2 separate regions of the Homo sapiens genome follow, and region 1 is linked to region 2. Evidence: read pairs that join two places in POLR2A ChIA-PET (ENCODE). Cell type or tissue: Panc1. All regions are shown on one strand. Links, peaks and the distances in the headings refer to the core of each region. The heading gives the core; the rest is flanking DNA.

Region 1 (9,489 bases), core at 2,999-7,998, 130 kb after region 2:
TTCTTGGTGCTCCAGTGCTGATGTCTTGTTACTGAATAGATTGGAGAATAGGGCATGCAGACTCTGGAATGAAGTTATCTGTGGCAGGATATTAAATTGTACTTTGTAAACTGAGTTTATTTTTGTACCCATTTTCTTATTCACATTTCATTCTCCTTTAGTATTTGTTAAAATATTTCAGAAATTTTAAAAAAGTTATTATATATGGCCGATAATTATTAGTATTAAAAAATAAAAGACCTGAAGAAAAGATAATGTTGACAAGATATCTGAAGGAAACAACACAAAAAAAGCACTACTGATGAGAAATATTATGAACAATTGTTTATTATAGAAACAGAGGATATGTTTAATTCAGAATAAAGCAAGAGTGAATGATAGTTGTATTTTGTAGCATTTAGACTGGATTCAGTTCTGGAAATTGTTTTATAACCTTTTGTCAGCTTTGAAATGGAATGTAGTTCAAAATTTTTATTTTTCTGTGAAATACATTTAGTCAATAGGTGTAGCCCAGAAATGGTGCCTGAAGTTTCTTTGTTACATTGTGTAAGTACTATTTGATGATTTGGCTGATTCTTTGGTGACAGACAAAAGTTTAGCTCCTAGGAAAAATGAATGGGGTCTGATATTATTTCCTATCTCACCCTGTTTAGAAGGTTCGATGAGTACATTTAGACAACCAACACATATTTACTGACCTAACACTACATTCTTGTTATACCAGCAGTAAATACCCTAAGACATGGAGAGTAGATAAGACATGGTTCCTGACTTTCAGGTTTATTTCCCAGTCCCTCAAGTCTTGCTTTTTTTTTTAACTGCTGTAGACCTTTGAAGTTTCCTTGAAGCCAAGGATGATGTTTTCTACTTTTGTGCACTCCTTTCATACTTAAATTAAGTATGTGATCAGTCTGAATATTTAATTAAAAAATTGTTTCAACCCCCTTGTGAGTAGGAAGTCTCACTAATTTTTGTGTAAAAGTACTTGGTGCAGGGTGTAATGGCAGTTTGTTAACATTTGGAAATAAAAGATCTGGGTTTGATTTTGGCACTACCATTTCCTATAAGTGAAGGGACAAGGTACCATTACTGAATTATTTTCCTCAGCAATAAATGGATATTAAAATCTCTGCCTGTCTTCTTAAAGAGTAGTTATGAAAACAAAGTAAGTGAACTTGCATTATACAGACTATAAAAATGCCATATATGCTTATTATTAACACCTATTGTATAGTACATAGTTCTTTTAACTGAATTAGAGATAATCCATCCTTAGGGCTTCCAAGATTAACAACAGTAATAGTTAATATTGCTTTATATGTGATAGATGTTGGACTTCAGGATCTGTGCTTTTGATGTTAGATGTGTTTTAGAGCCCCTAAATCCCTAATTTTGGTGTCTGTTTCACTAATTCTGAGCTCACTAGTCATCTCTACTCCTGAGTCTAACTTCTGAAAAATCTAACATCTAGAAAGAGCATCAGTCACTCAGTCGTGGCATTGGAACAACTGAATAACAACCCAGAATTTTAAAAGTTGGGTCCCCATTGTCATTCCTTACCCCACATAGATTCCAGGTGAATGAGAGGTTTAAATGTAAAAAATGAAATCATGAAATTATTAGGATGAACAATGGTAGAATTATTATCTTAAAATAATATTTGAGTAAGAAAAGCTTTTCTGAGCATAACCCAAAACTTAGAAGCCCTTGAGAAAAGGTTAAGGCCAGGCACAGTGACTTAAGCACCTGTAATCCCAGGACTTTGGGAGGCCAAGGTGGGAAGATCACTTGAGGCCAAGGGTTCAAGACCAGCTTGGGCAACAACAAGACCCAGTTCCTAAAAAATTTTAAAAAATAGATTAGCCAGGCATGGTGGCGTGCATCTGTATTCCTAGCTATTTGGAAGGCTGAGGCAGGAGGATCCCTTGACTCCAGGAGTTCGAAGTTGCAGTGAGCTGTGATTGTGCCACTGTACTCCAGCCTGGGCAACAGAGCAAGCCTGTCTCAAAAAAAGGAAAGGATAAGTTTGGCTATATTTCATCATAAACAAAGTCAACAAACAGACTGGGGAAAATATCTGTAATATCTCATTATAGGCAAAGAACAAGTTTCCTTCAGGTATTTATCAGCTTGAGAAAGACCAAAGTTAGCCTGGTAAGATTATGGGAAAATAGGTACTTACATCATAGCCATGAGAATATCAACTAGTGAAAACATTACAGGGAACAACTTGGATTACTTAAAAATTAAAATGGATGTGTTCTTGAATCCAGCTTTTTTTTTTTTTTTTTTCCTTTGAGACAGAGTCTTGCTTTGTTGCCCAGGCTGGAGTACAGTGGCATAATCATAGCTCACTGCAGCCTTGATCTCCTGGGCTCAAGTGATCCTCCTGCCTTAGACCCATGAGTAGTGGGGACTACAGGCGCATGCCACCATGCCTAATTTTTTTTTTTTTTTTTGAAATGGAGTCTCGCTCCATCGCCCAGGCTGGCTGGAGTGCAGTGGCACAATCTCGGCTCACTGCAAGCTCCACCTCCCGGGTTCACGCCATTCTCCTGCCTCAGCCTCCTGAGTAGCTGGGACTTCAGGCGCCTGCCACCGTGTCTGGCTAATTTTTTGTATTTTTTTTTAGTAGAGACGGGGTTTTAGCGTGTTAGCCAGGATGGTCTCCATCTCCTGACCTCGTGATCTGCCCACCTCGGCCTCCCAAAGTGCTGGGATTACAGGCATGAGCCACTGCGCCCGGCGAACGCCTGACTAATTTTTAAGAAATTTCTTGTAGAGACTAGGTCTCACTAGTCTTCCAGGCTGGTCTCGAACTCCTGGGCTCATGTGATCCTCCCACCTTGGACTCCCACAGTGCTGGGATTATAGGTGTGATCCACCATGCCTGGCCTTTTCATGCAATTAACAAAATTTTTAGGATATAAAATTCTTAAGCACATCTTCCTGGTTACTAAATAATTAATATGATTGTTAACACACAGTTGCTTCCTATGTAATAACATGTACATTCCGTTTGTTGATACTGAAGCAGCTTTTTCAAAGTTTTGCTTGTTTTATTTGGAGTGTATCTCCAGACATCTCACACATCGTTTTAAGAACATTGTATTAAGTTTTGGGATTGAAATAAATAAATGTAAAAATTTTACTTTATAAAATCATTAGCCAAAAAATATGTTGAGAGAGATGAACATTCTCTGTAGCTTGTATAGTAAAACTGAGGCATTATTGTGAAATATTAAAATGGTACATTCTGTGGGCATACAGGAGTGTGCCTGTATATTTATGTTTGTATTTACTTGACCATAAAGATAAAATTTTTGTTAAAGATAGACTCTCTGAAGGGAAACTGAGTTGCATTTTACTATATTTTTAAAATTTGGGCCAGTTGCAGTGGGTCACACCTGTAATCCCAGCACTTTGGGAGGCCGAGGCGGGCAGATCACCTGAGGTCAGGAGTTCAAGACCAGCCTGGCCAACATGGTGAAACCCCTTCTCTACTAAAAATATAAAAATTAGCTGGGTGTGGTGGTGCGTGCCTGTAATCCCAGCTACTCAGGAGGCTGAGACAGGAGAATCACTTGAACCCAGCAGTAGAGGTTGTAGTGAGCCGAGATTGCGCCACTGCACTCCATCCTGGGCAACAGAGCGAGACTGTGTCTCAAAAAAAAAAAATTGTTCTGTACTTGTATTACTATTCAAAAAATATAATTGTTTGAGAAAAGACCTAAAGAAGGCAGAATGAAAACAGAGTAGAGTTGGGGGTATTTCTTTGGTTTTATTTATGTATACCTCCTTCCCAGTCTTGTTTCAGTTAGGAAATAAATGGTGAATACAATGTAGGGTAAGGCCTGCATTACATAAGTCTCAAATATGTTTAGACTACATTTTATGACTAAAGGAAAATTAGACTTTTTTTTTTTCCATTGGAGATGAGGTCTTTCTATGTTGTACAGGCTGGTCTCAAACTCCTGGCCTCATGCAGTCTTCCCACCTTGTGCTTACAAAGTGCTAGGATTACAGGCTGAAAACTAGATTTGAATTCAAAAGAATAGAATAGAAACATGTAATGTTACAATTTAGGCTTTATTGTTAAATTAGAATATGAATTAATATTGCACTCACTTCTGGCCTGGTGTGGTGGCTCATGCCTATAATCCCAACACTTTGGGAGGCTGAGGCAGGAGGGTAGCTTGAGGCCAGGAATTTGAGACCAACCTAGACAATATAACAAGACCTCATCTTAACAGAAATAGAAAAATTAACCAGGTGTGATGGCACACGCCTGTAGTCCTAGCTACTTGGGAGGCTGAGGCGAGAGAATCGCTTGAGCCCTACCTAGTGTTGGAGGTTATAGTGAGCTGTGATGTGCCACTGCACTTCCTGCACCTTAGCCTGGGCAACATAGCTAGACCTGTCTCTATAAATAAATAAGCAAGACCTGTCTCAATCAATCACTATAAATATTTTACTGATTTCTTAAGAAAAATCATTTTTTGTCTGGGCGCTATGGCTCACGCCTGTAATCCCAGCACTTTGGGAGGCCGAGGCAGGTGGATCACCTAAGTTCAGGAGTTCGAGACTAGCCTGGCTAACATGGCGAAACCCCACCTCTACTAAAAATACAAAATTAGCGGGGCATGGTGGCGAGTGCCTGTAATCCCAGCTACTCGGGAGGCTGAGGCAGGAGAATTGCTTGAACCCAGGAGGCGGAGGTTGCAGTGAGCTGAGTTCATGCCAATGCACTCCAGCCTGGGTGACAAGAGCGAAACTCTGTCAAGAAAAATCATTTTTTGAGAAAATATTTTCATTAATATTATAGTGACATAGATACATTTTTCTGAAGTCTTTACAGAAGCTAAGTTGTCTTTCTATCTTACTTTCCCTTTTCAATTCATGTTTTCCTTTATAAAAAGGAAATAATGCTTAATATTTATTATGTGCCAAATATTGATCTAGAGTCTGGATGTTTTGCATGGTCTCATTTAATGAAATAGATATTAATATGCTCATTTAATTTTATTTTTTTTAATTTTTTTTTTTTGAGATAGAGTTTCACTCTTGTTGCCCAGGCTGTAGTGCAATGACGCGATCTCGGCTCACCGCAACCTCTACCTCCTGGTTCAAGCGATTCTCCTGCCTCAGCCTCCCGAGTAGCTGGGATTACAGGCATGTGCCACCACGCCTGGCTAATCTTGTATTTTTAGTAGAGATGGGGTTTCTCCATGTTGGTCAGGCTGGTCTCGAACTCCCGAACTCAGGTGATCTGCCCACCTCGGCCTCCCACAGTGCTGGGATTACAGGCGTGAGCCACCATGCCCGGCCACTCATTTTATAAATGGAAAGTTTTGGAAAGATGATACAGCTACCGAGGGTCTGCCATTCAAATATAAGCCTAACTTTGAAATCAATATTTATACCTTTTCCCTTCTTAGGAAAAGCTGATACTGAAAATAGGAATAGGTTGGTGGGGGAATAGCAAATATGTAGCTCCCCCAAATCACAAATCAAGGTATGGATTGTCAGAAAAGCTTAGTTATACACAGAGCTGGTGTATTTGAAGAAGCATGTAGCTATAATCTCTGTTTCCTGCTAATTAAATGGGTCTTGGAGTCTTCATACAGTTGCCAAAGGCAACCATAATTTTAGTTATTCACAATCCACATTTAATAAAATAAAATATAGAGCTTGTAGAGCCTTTGACCTTTTTAATGGAATAAATATAAACTATAGAGAAGAGGCCCAGGTAATAAACAAGATTAGTCAGAATTGGCAGTCTAAGGTAAGAGGTTAGGTTTTAGGGATAAAACAGAAAAGGAAAGGACCGGATGTGGTGGCTCACCCCTGCAGTCCCAGCACTGTGGGAGACCAAAGCAGGAGGATTGCTTGAGGCCAGGAGTTCAAGACTAGCCTGGGGAACATACCCTGTCTCTACAAAAATTAAAATAAATATAAAGATGAAAGGGATTGCAGGAGAGGAGACTGAATGAGAATGATAAACTTGCATGCTGTATAGAAAGGGACTACTTGTTTCTCAGTACGGAGATCATCACATTTAAAGGATAAATGAAAAGACCTTAAATGTGAGTTAAGTCATGGCAAAATAACAATCAGAAAAGAAGTTGCAGTTCCAGTGGCATGTGCCTGTAGTCCTAGCTACTCAAAAGTTTAAGGCAGAGGGATCAGTTGAGCCTGGGAGTTCAAGTCCAGCCTGGGCGACATAGTGAGACCCCTTCTAAAAATTAGGCAAGGTAGTGCACACTTATATTCCTAGCTACTTGGGAGGCTGAGGTGGGAGGATTGTTTGAATCTAGGATTTGAAGGTTACAGCTATGATTGTGCCACTGCACTCCAACCTGGGCAACAGAGCAAGACCTTTTCTCTAAATAATAATAAAATGCTGTAAGTGTTCAAAAGAAGAATAACTAGGGGTGACTTCACTAAGTCCTGAGGAGGGAGGAATAGATATTACCAAAGATAGGAGATACTGATGTATACAAGGTAATTGCAGTTGACAAAGAGTAGGTGTGGCTAATTGGAGCAGATTATGTCCATGGTGTAGTGGATTTTATGCGTTTTTTAACAGAAGAAACCACCTCAATTTTTTTTTTTTGAGGTTAAACTTCAGTATATGAAAGAGGGGGCAACCCAGCAGTTGTTTTGATTGAAGCAGAGTTCTAGGTCTCCAGGAATAGTTTAAAAACTGTAACTAGGCTGGGCACGATGGCTCATGCCTGTAATCCCCAACACTTTGGGAGGCTGAGGTCGAAACATCTCTTGAACTCAGGAGTTTGAGACCAGCCTGGGCAACATAGTGAGACCCTGTCTCTACCAAAAAATAAAAAATAAAAAATTAGCCTGGCATGGTGATGTGCACCCTTAGTCCCAGCTACTTGGTGGTTTAGGTGGGAGGATCACGAGAGGCCATGAAGTTGAGGCTGCAGGGTGCCGTGTCATTGCGAGTGTACTCCAGCCTGGATGACAGTGAGAGCATGTCTCAAAACGCGCGCCTGCACACACACACACACACACACACACACACACCCCTACCTACCTACCTACCTACAACTAGAAGGGAGAAATGGGAAATATTAATATAGGCACAAATCTCATATATGCTAAGCACTTAACAAATATCTCATTTAAATCTTATAATAAGCCCCTGAGAGAATTACTGTTGTCCCATTTTGTGGAAGAAACTGAGTCTTAGAGAAGTCCAATATGTTGCCCAAGGGTAAGCAACCAGTAAACTATAGAATCAGGATTCAGATCTCAGTCCTTCTGCCTCCAAAGCTCATGCCACACTGAATGTGGAAGGCCTTAATGCTCCTCCAATCTGGAATTGTATTTTGTAAGCCAAAGACACCTTGATCAGAGCAGAGGTATAGACTTACAGCCAGAAGAGATACTGAAGGCCGGGTGTGGTGGCTCACGCCTGTAATCCTTGCACTTTGGCAGGCCAATGTGGGTGGATGCTTGAGCTCAGGAGTTCGAGACCAGCCTGGGCAACATGGCAAAACCCCATCTCTACTTAAAATGCAAAGAAAAAATTAGCTGGGCGTGATGGCATGTGCCTGTAGTCCCAGCCACCTGGGAGAATGAGGTGGGAGAATCGCATGAGCCCAGAAGGTCGACGAGGTTGCAGTGAGCTGAGATCATGCCACTGCACTCCAGCCTGAGTGACAAAGTAAGACCCTATCTCAGAAAAAAAAAAAAAGATATTGAAGATAAGTTAAAACTCACTATACAGTTGAGAAATTTATTTTTAGGGTTCCAAAATGTTTTAATGATAGGGCTGAAACCCAAACCCAAATTCTTTGATTTGCCATCGAAATCTCTTTTCATTATCCCAGCCAGGCATTGGTGATGGAAATAAAATAATAGTCTGCTCAAAGAATGTCTGAGGATGGAGATGGAAAACCATTTAGAAAGTTGTCTGGGTATGAGTATAGATAAGGACTTGAAAGAGTAATAGTGGAAATGGAAAGGAAGGAATAACTATGAAGGCTGATAAAACAGGTCAACTATGAAGACAATATATAGTCAGTTTATGCACATGTTTGACTAGCAAGCCCCTATTCACTAGATTTAGTGTTAATCTTTTATAATAGCCATCATTTATTAAGTGTTTACTGAGTGCTTGGACATGGATTTTCTAACTTAAATCCTCTTTGAGGTAGATACTCCCATTTTACCCAAAGAGCATTTTACCAAAAGATCTTTGCCCAAGATCTTTTTTCCTTTTTTTTTTTTTCTTTTTTTTTTTTTTTTTGAGACGGAGTGTTGCTCTGTCACCCAGGCTGGAGTGCAGTGGTGCAGTCTCGGCTCACTGCAACCTCCACCTCCCTGGTTCAAGCAATTCCCCTGCCTCAGCCTCCCAACTAGCTGAGATTATAGGTGCATGCCACCACACCTGACTAATTTTCCTGTATTTTTATTAGAGACGGGGTTTCACTATGTTGGCCAGACTGGTCTCAAACTCCTGACCTCGGGCAATCCGCCCGAATCGGCCTCCCAAAGTGCTGGGATTACAGGCTTAAGCCACCACGCCCAGCCTGCCCAAGATCTTACAGCAGATAAGTGGTAGAATCTTGGTGCCAAAACCTATGCTTTTAACCAATATGCTGTAATGTACCTAAACTGTAGGTGCTAGCTTACTTCCCTATCCTGGAGAGATATGATGGTGGTGAGAAATACCAGTGCCACCGAATTGAAATATACAGTAGTTATTCAGGCCAGAAAAAGTGGAGATAATTCTGAATGTGATATATTCTCGTAGGGCACTTGAAGTGGTCATATATATTCTTCATGATGAGTATAAATTCACTAGAAACTTAAGGCTAAAGTTGAGTGGTAAGAACTTTTGCCAAATATTTAGGGATGGAAATTGGTGTCCAGGGAAAAAGAAAATACTGTAACTTATGTCTCATACTATAATTTCCTCCCTGACTTCTACTTTCTGTTTCTCTCCTGTGGCATTTTAAATATTCAATCTTGTATAATTTTTGTTGATGTGTCTCTTTTACCTAATTCAGTAGACTGTAAATTCCTAAAGGATAGTAATTACTGTGCATTTATGTATTCTCTGTTGCTGTTTTTCTTGTTTTGTATTCTGCATATGTTTATTGCATGCTTAAAAGGTGCCAGATCTGGGTTGGGTGTGGTGGCTCACGACTGTAATCACAGCTCTATGGGAGGACGAGGCAGGTGGATCACTTGAGGCTAGGAGTTCAAGACCAGCCTGGCCAACATGGCGAAACCCTCTCTACCAAAATATACAAAAATTAGCCAGGCATGTTGGTGCACGCCTGTAATCCCAGCTACTTGGAAGGCTGAGGCATGAGAATAGCTTGAACTCAGGAGGCGGAGGTTACAGTGAGCCGCCTGGGTGACAGAGTAAGACTCTGTCTCCAAAGAAAAAGAGAAAAAGAATGTGCCAGATCTGTACTAAGTCTTTAAGAGTGAATAAGATAGAACCTCTGCCCT
Region 2 (9,489 bases), core at 2,229-7,228:
TCGTCTCTACAAAAAAAAAAAAAAAAAAAAATTAGCCGGGCGTAGCGGCGCACGCATGTAGTGTCAGCTATTCAGGAGGCTGAGGTAGGAGAATTGTTTGAGCCTGGGAGGTGGAGGCTGCAGTGAGTCAAGATCATATCATTGTACTCCAGCCTGGGTAACAGAGCCAGACCCTGTCTCAAAAAAAAAAAAAAAAAAGTATTCAATACACATTTGTTGGATGAACAAATGAACTATCACCATGAAGGGTTAAAGTCCTTACTCATCTATCATAAGCCTCAGTTTCCTCTGCAAAAAGGTAATAACAAGCTTATAAGTGATTTTACACACACACACACAGATACAAAAACACATGTAAAGTACCCAGCTGGAGTCTGATGTGCTGCAGGTACACCATGGCTAGCTGTGGTTGTTGTTATGAGAAGACTACTTCCTAACTGGTCTGCATGTCATTTATAGCAAAATTCGCATTAGTGAATGTGCACGTAGGCCTTTAGAAGAAAGGGGCTTGATTCTTCTTCCAGGGTAGAGATTCAGGCAGGAAGGCAATAGGAGCCCCTCCCCTGCCCAACCTTCAGGGGTAGAGGCAGCTAAACCGTTGTGGAAGCGCGTGTTGCCTTTTTCCATCAGAGAGATGGGGGGAAACTGGGGCCTTGTCTGTACCTCCTAAAAGAGCCCCTCTGCCCTGCAGGTCCCCTTCACCCTTGGCTGTCTGCTCTCAAGGCACTCTGGCTGCTTTCTACCCCTCATGTTATCTCCCCGAAGGCCATCTGCCTTCCTTCCTTTTTAAAAAAAAATCTTAATTATTGTATTACATTTAATCACCAAGTCGTGAGTAATAAGATCCTGAAAGGACTGGTGGGGACTCTCCAAGCCAGACTGAATCTCACAAAGGAAAAAAAATTAAACAAAACAAGGGAGCCACTCACAGAGCCCCAGACACACACTTACATACTTTCTCACACATACACATACACGCGGAGTCTTAAACACTAAAGATGTACAAGGAGCACAGGTACCAAACACACATGCACACACTAGACACAATACACAAACACACATGAACACACTAGACACAATACACACAAACACATGCACACAGTAGACACGATACACACAAACACACATGCACACACTAGACACAATACACAAACACACATGAACACACTAGACACAATACAAACACACATGAACACTAGACACAATACACACACTAGACACAATACAAACACATGTGAACACACTAGACACAATACACACAAACACATGCACACACTAGACACAATACACACAAACACACATGCACACACTAGACACAATACACAAACACATGCACACACTAGACACAATACATACAAACACACATGAACACACTAGACACAATACACACACATGCACACTAGACACAATACACACACATGCACACACTAGACAATACACAAACACACATGAACACACTAGACACAATACACACACACTAGACAATACAAACACGTGAACACACTAGACACAATACACACAAACACATGCACACACTAGACACAATACACAAACACACATGAACACACTAGACACAATACACACAAACACACATGCACACTAGACACAATACAAACACACATGAACACACTAGACACAATACAAACACACATGCACACACTAGACACCATACAAACACACATGCACACACTAGACATAATACATACAAACACACATGCACACACTAGACATAATACAAACACACATGCACACACTAGACATAATACATACACACATGCACACACTAGACACGGTATACACAAACACACATGCACACACTAGACAATACACAAACACACATGAACACACTAGACACAGTACACACACACATGCACACACTAGACAATACACAAACACACATGAACACACTAGACACAACATATACAAACACATGCACACACTAGACACAATACACAAACACACATGAACACACTAGACACAATACATACAAACACACATGCACACACTAGACACAATACACACACATGCACACACTAGACACAATACACAAACACACATGAACACACTAGACACAATACATACAAACGCACATGCACACACTAGACACAATACACACATGAACACACTAGATACAATACACACAAACACACATGCACACACTAGACACAATACACTATTTCCAATACAAGTATCTGCACACACACACAGATACACATATAGCTAATAAAAAACCCCAACCAAGCAGTGTGCACTCACACACACGAACTTACAGGAGGCCTGACGACTGTATTTCAAACTTCACCTCCCAACCCAAGTCCAAAATCTGTCTCCAATTATCTGGCCCGTGTTGAGAGCAACAGGAAATCCAGAGCTGCCTCTGTCTTCTGCGGGAGATGGCGGGATTTCAGTCATCTCTCCATCGTAGAAAAACAAAAGCCTTCTGGCCTTGCCTCCCTCTCCCTGCCTCTAAGTCAGCTGGGGCTAGGAGGGTGTGGGTGGGAGGGGTAGGCAGGATAGGGGAAGAGAGGTGTCAAACCAAGCCTAGGAACAGCATGAGGAGCCTGGGAAGCCTGAGTCCTGAGCATGAGTCTTTCCGCCTTCCCTCAGAACACTGAACAGGGCACTTGTGTGGGTCAAGGATGGGGCAGACAGTGGGGACTTGGAGACTCAGTAATGACTCTAGACACCAGCCTCATAAGTGACCAAGCAGCATAGCAGAATAACCACTAGACTTACGTTCAGAAGACCTGGGCTTGGCCCCAAATCAGTGAGCCAGCTGCCAGTGATTTCATTTCTTAGAACCTCACTTAGAAAATGGGGGTGATCATAGCCACCCGCCCTACAGGGTGGTTGTGAGTGGTAAGTGACTTGTGCTTGTGTAGCTGGGAAAAATGACCACACCAACGTCATTATTAGCTATGAGATGGTGTCCCAGCCTGTGTGCAAGTGGCCGCTCTCCCCTCAAAGGAGGTAGTTCTCATTGCTTCTCCAGATGCCCTTGGCTAATCCCAAAGAAGAGAAAATACTGCTTCAAGAAACCTGGGTGAGTGGCCAGGTGCAGGGGCTCATGCCTGTAATCCCAGCACCTTGAGAGGCTAAGGCAGAAGAATTGCTTGAGACCAGCAGTTCAAGGCCAGCCTGGACAACATAACAAGACCCTGTCTCTACACTTTTTTTTTTTTAAATAAAGGATCCTGGGACTTCCGTTATTCAGAATGGTTCAAAACTTGCTTCTGGACAGTCATGCCACAATGCTGATTATTCTCTGTAGCACCGGCATTTTGAAGGATTTGCAATTGTGACCATATTGCTCTGTCAGTCTTCCATTGCTTTAGTCTAAGTTCCTCCACCAGACTGGGGGTTCCCAGAGACCAAACTGTCTCCCCCGCACATTACAGTCAGGTCCTTGCATCCTCCAAGAATGCAAGGAGACCAGAACTGTCTAACGTGCTAGAATTTAGAGGGTAATAATTCAGCAGCCCCTCCCTGTGCCTTCAGAGTGGGACATTCTTATTTGCATTTCAGACTTCTACCGACACCCAAAATATAGGGAATCCAAAGAAGAAAAAGGAGTAAGACGGAAAAGGAAAACTCTTCCCCCTCCCCACCCACCCTTCTTGTATTGTGAAAGATTTGATGGGCTGATATGGTTGATGGGAAACAGGAGAATGCTGGGTGCCGTGGCTGATGCCTGTAATCCCAGTATTTTGGGAGGCCGAGGTGGGAGGATTGCTTGAACCCAGGAGTTCAAGACCAGCCTGGGCAACATGGCGAGACCCCATCTCTACAAAATTGAAAAAATAATTAGCTAGGCATCGTGGCGTGTACCTGTGGTTCTAGCTACTTGAGAGGCTGAGGTGGGAAGATCGCTTGAGCCTAGGAGGTCAAGGCTACAGTGAGCTGTCTTCACACCACTCCACTCCAGCCTGGGCAATAGGGCAAGACCGTGTCTCAAAATATGAATAAAAATAAAGTCTGGGCGCGGCGGCTCACGCCTGTAATCTCAGCACTTTGAGAGGCCGAGGCAGGTGTTCGTGACTAGCCTGAGGTCAGGAGTTTGTGACTAGCCTGGCCAACATTGGCAAAACCCGGTCTCTACTAAAAATACAAAAAATCAGCCAGGCTTGATGGCAGATACCTGTAATCCCAGCTACTTGGGAGGCTGAGGCAGGAGAACTGCTTGAACCCGAGAGGCAAAGGTTGAAGTGAGCCAAGATTGCACCATTGTACTCCAGACAGAGTGAGACTCTGTCTCAATAAATAAATAATATATAATAAAATAAAATAAAAACAGTAGAATGATGGAGAGAAACCTGAGAGGGAAGGAGGAGAGGGGAATGAGGAGAGAGTGATGTGAGTGCCTCAAGGTCGAGGAACAGCCTTCAGCAAAGGAAGAAAATAACCCCAGAGCTTGGGTTTGGGTCCCCACCGTGGGTCAGCAGAGGACAGGGTCCTGGACAGGGTCAGGAGCTCCGATGGCTCCTGCTTCTCTCTTGGAAAGCACAAACGGGGCAAGTTTTTTTCTCCCTGCAGGCTCCCAACACATAACCTTTTAACATGTGGGATTTTCCATGTGGGGTGAAGGGGAGGAAACAGTCCAGCTCTGGAATTAAGAGGCCCCCGCTCTGCCTGCCCAACCTGGAGCTCAGAGGGTTGCATGATCTGAGTGGCCCTCCTGGGAAGGCCAAGCAGAGAGGTTGAGCTTTCCAGACTGCAGAGAGTGAGTCACAGTCTAACAATGTTATCTGTCAAGTGCTGCAGCTCCCTGGCTGGTCATGCCCATGGCCTCTCTCAGCCTGGATTCTCATTGGGTGTCCTCAATCTCACAAATGTGGAGGTCACACTGGTGCCTTTCTGTGCACTCCCCACCGGCCCCAGATCCAGTTATTTTTTTCAGCATAGGCAATCTCATGGGGAACCCAGCTAAAGCGATGGGTCAGAGGTGCAAAATGCTGGAAATATGGGGCAACTTTTAAGCCCAGAACTCTTAGGGAGTTAAGAATCAGGGCTGGGTGCAGTGGCTCACGCCTGTAATCCCAGCACTTTGGGAGGCTGAGGTGGGCGGAACACGAGGTCAAGAGATCGAGACCATCCTGGCTAACATGGTGAAACCCCACCTCTACTAAAAATACAAAAATTAGCTGGGTGTGGTGGCAGGCGCCTGTAGTTCCAGCTACTCAGGAGGCTGAGGCAGGAGAATCGCTTGAACCAGGGAGGTGGAGGTTGCAGTAAGCCGAGATTGGACAACTACACTCCAGCCTGGCGACAGAGTGAGACTCTGTCTCAAAAAAAAAAAAAAAAAAAAAAAAGAATCAGGGCAGGAAGACACCAAAGGAAAAGGAACCAAGGAGGTCTGTGTGGCAAAGAAGGCTGGATTGGTATGGCATTCAACACAAGAGGCTAAAGGCCGGGCACAGTGGCTCACACCTGTAATCTCAGCACTTTGGGAGGCCGAGGTGAGCAGATCACGAGGTCAAGAGATCAAGATCGTCCTGGCCAACGTGATGAAACGCGGTCTCTACTAAAAATACAAAAATTAGCTGGGCATGGTGGTGTGCGTCTGTAGTCCCAGCTACTTGGGAAGTCGAGGCAGGAGAATGGCGTGAACCCGGGAGGCGGAGGTTGCAGTGAGCCGAGATCGCAGCACTGCACTCCAGCCTGGCGACAGAGCGAGACTTCGTCTCAAATATATATATATAATTTGTGGCCAGGCAGGGTGGCTCATGCCTGTAATCCCAGCACTTTGGGAGGCCGAGGCAGGAGGATCACCTGAGGTCAGGAGTTTGAGACCAGCCTGGCCAACATGGTAAAACCCCCTCTCTAGTAAAAATACAAAAAAGTTAGCCAGGCGGGGTGGTGCGTGCCAGTAGCCCCAGCTACTTCGGAGGCTGAGGCAGGAGAATCGCTTGAACCCAGGAGGCGGAGGTTGCAGTAACCAAGATAGTGCTGCTGCACTCCAGCCTGGGAGACAGAGCAAGGCTCTGTCTAAAAATAATAATAATAATTTGCACAACACTCTCACATACATTTTCTCTTTTGATGCTCAGAAAAGCCCATGTAGAAGGTAAAGAAAATATAACTATTTTCTATTTTTAGGCTGAGGGGGATTAAGGACCTTGGTCAAGGGCATCTGCTATGGAACGAATGGTGGAGTAAGAACTAGGACTCAGGTATTCTAACTCCAAGGTCCCACTCTTTGCTCTGCAGAAGGTGCCAGAAGCAAGCCCTGGAGAAGGGCCAGGTTGTCTTCCTCCAGCCTCGCCAGTGCATACATCACCACCTAATACCACACAGGTCATTAGCAGAGAGGTGACCATGCCTATCTGCACACGCAAGAGACCAGGGCCACAGAAGAGATGGCTTTTGATTTCTCCCTTTTCTGGCGCATTCATTCCAAGAACTCAAAGTGAACAAATGTTCCGGCCAGACACGTAACCATGGTACCTACCTCAGGAAAAGAGCAAACGGGACAGTTTCATCCCAAGCCTAGAACACAGGTCCCCATTGATCTCTGTGGTGTTTGTGTCGGCTGGGGGATGGGACATAGGGTGGGGTTCAGGGCTGACCTCATCTCCTGACTTTAGAGGGGAGGCTGTGAGTTAAAAGGAGAGCCCTCATAGGGAAGGACTTGAAGGGGTGGCAGCAGCGGTTGCAGTGACAGGTTCCAAACTCTTCCCATTTCTCATACTCAAAGCAGAAAGAGGAGGTGGCAGCAGGGGAGGAGTCTCCAATTTCAGAGTGACTCAGATCAGACGATTGGCTGATACTGATCAGCGGTAGACAGTGCATAGATGACAGACACCTGTTTGGCTCTCCAGCGCTCACTGGGGTGGGGCAGGAACGAGGATGCAAGATAGAGGGGACTTGAGACATGAGAGGTGGAGAAACGAAGCCTGAGTGGGAGCCAGGCCAGGAAAGATCATCCCCTGAGACGTGGGATGAGCAGGCAGCTGTGGGCCAGTTACCTTTGAGAAAGACCCTGAAGGATATGGGAAATTTATATATATATATATATATATATATATATATATATATATATAATTTTTATTTTTTAGACAGAGTCTTGCTCTGTCTCCCAGGCTGAAGTGCAGTGGGGAAATCTCGGCTGACTATAACCTCCGCCTCCTGGGTTCAAGCGATTCTCCTGCCTCAGCCTCCTGAGTAGCTGGGATTATAGGCTTCCACCACCATGCCCGGCTAATTTTTGTATTTTTAGTAGAGACAGGGTTTCACCATGTTGGCCAGGCTGGTCTTGAACTCCTGACCTCAAAGTGATCCATCTGCCTCAGCCTCCCACAGTGCTGGGATTATAGGCGTGAGCCACCATGCCCGGCCTATATTTTTCTTAAAAAGAAAAACCTCATTATTCTTACTTTCTAAACAAAGCATGGCTGGGAAAAGAGAGAGAGAGGAGGGCATCCGCCATGGCAGAGGAGCAGGGGTACATGTTCTGGGCAGAGAAAGGACGACTGGGGCGAAGGCGCAGGGTGGGAACGTGGGCACACGGGGAAACACTGAGTCAGTCTGGAGCGTGAGGTAGTGGAAAAAGGGACTGGGAATGTAGACCAGAGCCATATCACGGAGGCCCTTAAATTCCAAGCTAAGGAATTTGCACTTCATTTAGTAGGCCACGGGGAACCTCTACAAGTGACTGGATTAAAAGCGCGCTTTAGGAGGAAAATTTCAGGCTGTGGATGAACTGCAGGTCTCATTACATTAGTTAAGCTGCCAAAGAAAGATGTGGGCTCCTTCAGGTTGCCGTTCTTGGGAACTGGAACCGGGAAGAGAGTCATTCAAAGTTCCCAGGTGTTGATTCTGCCCTTATTCTGAGGAGGCCTCAATAAGGTGTGAGCCTCAGGTTGATCACAGGTTTATGAAGCAGGCAGGTGAGCAAGCAGTTACTCTGCCTGGTGGGCCAGGACTCCCTCCTGTCAAGGTGAAGTGCTCTGCACTGCAAAGAAACCTGCAAAGGTTTCCCACACAGAAGGGAACAGGAACCCTAGCTTTTTCTTGGTCTTACTTTAATCTAAAAGCGCTGCTAGCAAACACATTTTATGTTTAGCTGGCACCTAATCTGAGGAAGTTTCAACCTGCCAGTCATGAAGCAAACAACATCCGCTGAACACAGCCAAGTGTCCAGCTACCTGCTCTTTGTCCACCATCCTGACACCACAGAGGGGTTAGGATGAGAAGACCGAAGCACTGAGTGGCCCACTGGACTGAGTGACTCTGGGAAGCCCTTGGACTCAGGGGTAACTCTGACCACAAGACAAATGTGCCTGGGCCAGGTGCAGTGGCTCACACCCATAATCCCAACACCTTGGGAGGCCAAGGTAGGAGGATGGCTTGAGCCCAGGAGGTCGAGGTTGCATGAGCTATGATTGTGGCACTGCATTCCAACCTAGGTGAGAGAGTGAGACCCTGTCTCTAGAAAAACAAACAAACAAACAAACAAAAAAAACCTGTGCCCCATCCCTCAGCTTTGCTTAATTGGGTTGCAGAAATTATTATTGAGAAACAAAGAAAAGGTAAAAACAAGAACAAACAGACAAAAACAAAAAACAAAAAAAAACACATTCTCCTCACTCCTAACCCTCTACAAGAGGTCAAGTGAGGTCACCCCTCCTTGACTTGCTGAGGATGGCCAAGCCATGAAAATGGCTTCCTAACGGATGCAACAAGGCAAGACAGTACAGGGCAGGCAGGAAATGACACAGTGAGTTGGACCAGGGACAGATGGAGGAGTTTACCCCAACACAGTGCCTGGAGGTACCTGCTAATTATTTATGCATTGTATTAATGAATCTCAGAAATCAGGAAGCACTTATTATAAGAGAAATGCAATCAAATCTGCAGTGAGGGCTGGGTGCAGTGGCTCACGCCTGTAATCCCAGCACTTTGGGAGGCTGAGGCGGGCGGATCATGAGGTCAGGAGATCGAGACCATCCTGGCTAACACTGTGAAACCCCGTCTCTACTAAAAATACCAAAAAAATTAGCCAGGCGTGGTGGTGGGTGCCTGTAGTCCCAGCTACCAGGAGGCTAAGGCAGGAGAATGGCATGAACCCGGGAGGCGGAGCTTGCAGTGAGCCAACATCGCGCCACTGCACTCCAGCCTGGGCGACAGAGCAAGACTCTGTCTCAGAAAACAAACAAACAAACAAACAAAAAACAACTGCAGTGAGAAACCATCTTTTACCTATAGGATAGGCAAAGATCAGAAAGCTTGATAAAATTCTGAGTTGGTGAGGGTGTAGGAAACAGACTTGTGTGCCCCCCGATTGCAGCTGTAAATGGGTAGCTTCTGTGCAAGGTGATTTAGCAGTATTGATCAACATTACAAATGCATGCCATTTCAGGTAAGCAGGTTCACTTCTGGGGATCTATCCTGCAGAAATGCACACGTGCAAAGCGATTTAGGGAGAAATGTATTTATTGCAGCTTTGCTTGTAACTGTACAGGATTAGAAAATAGAGGGCTGGTAAAATTG

Evidence for each region. ChIA-PET counts read pairs that join two places held together with the same protein. Peaks named below come from ENCODE experiments on the same cell type or tissue, not always from the same donor. Only the 100,000 strongest peaks of a DNase experiment are listed, where the experiment ranks them.
Region 1: POLR2A ChIA-PET joins it to region 2 with 13 read pairs; 3 of 35 experiments call an interaction of 5 or more read pairs at or near these places.

The regions. Positions count from the first base shown.
Region 1 is chr17:44,451,059-44,460,547 of GRCh38, reverse strand. The region is part of intron 3 of GPATCH8 (G-patch domain containing 8); the gene reads left to right. Among named protein-coding and RNA genes, the nearest start is that of GPATCH8, 48 kb to the left of the region's middle. In Panc1, for the core only: no CTCF peak of the experiment used is centred there; no DNase peak of the experiment used is centred there.
Region 2 is chr17:44,582,770-44,592,258 of GRCh38, reverse strand. No RefSeq gene overlaps it. Among named protein-coding and RNA genes, the nearest start is that of FZD2, 30 kb to the right of the region's middle. RefSeq lists an enhancer at 4,401-4,966. In Panc1, for the core only: no CTCF peak of the experiment used is centred there; no DNase peak of the experiment used is centred there; H3K27ac peaks cover 4,182 bases.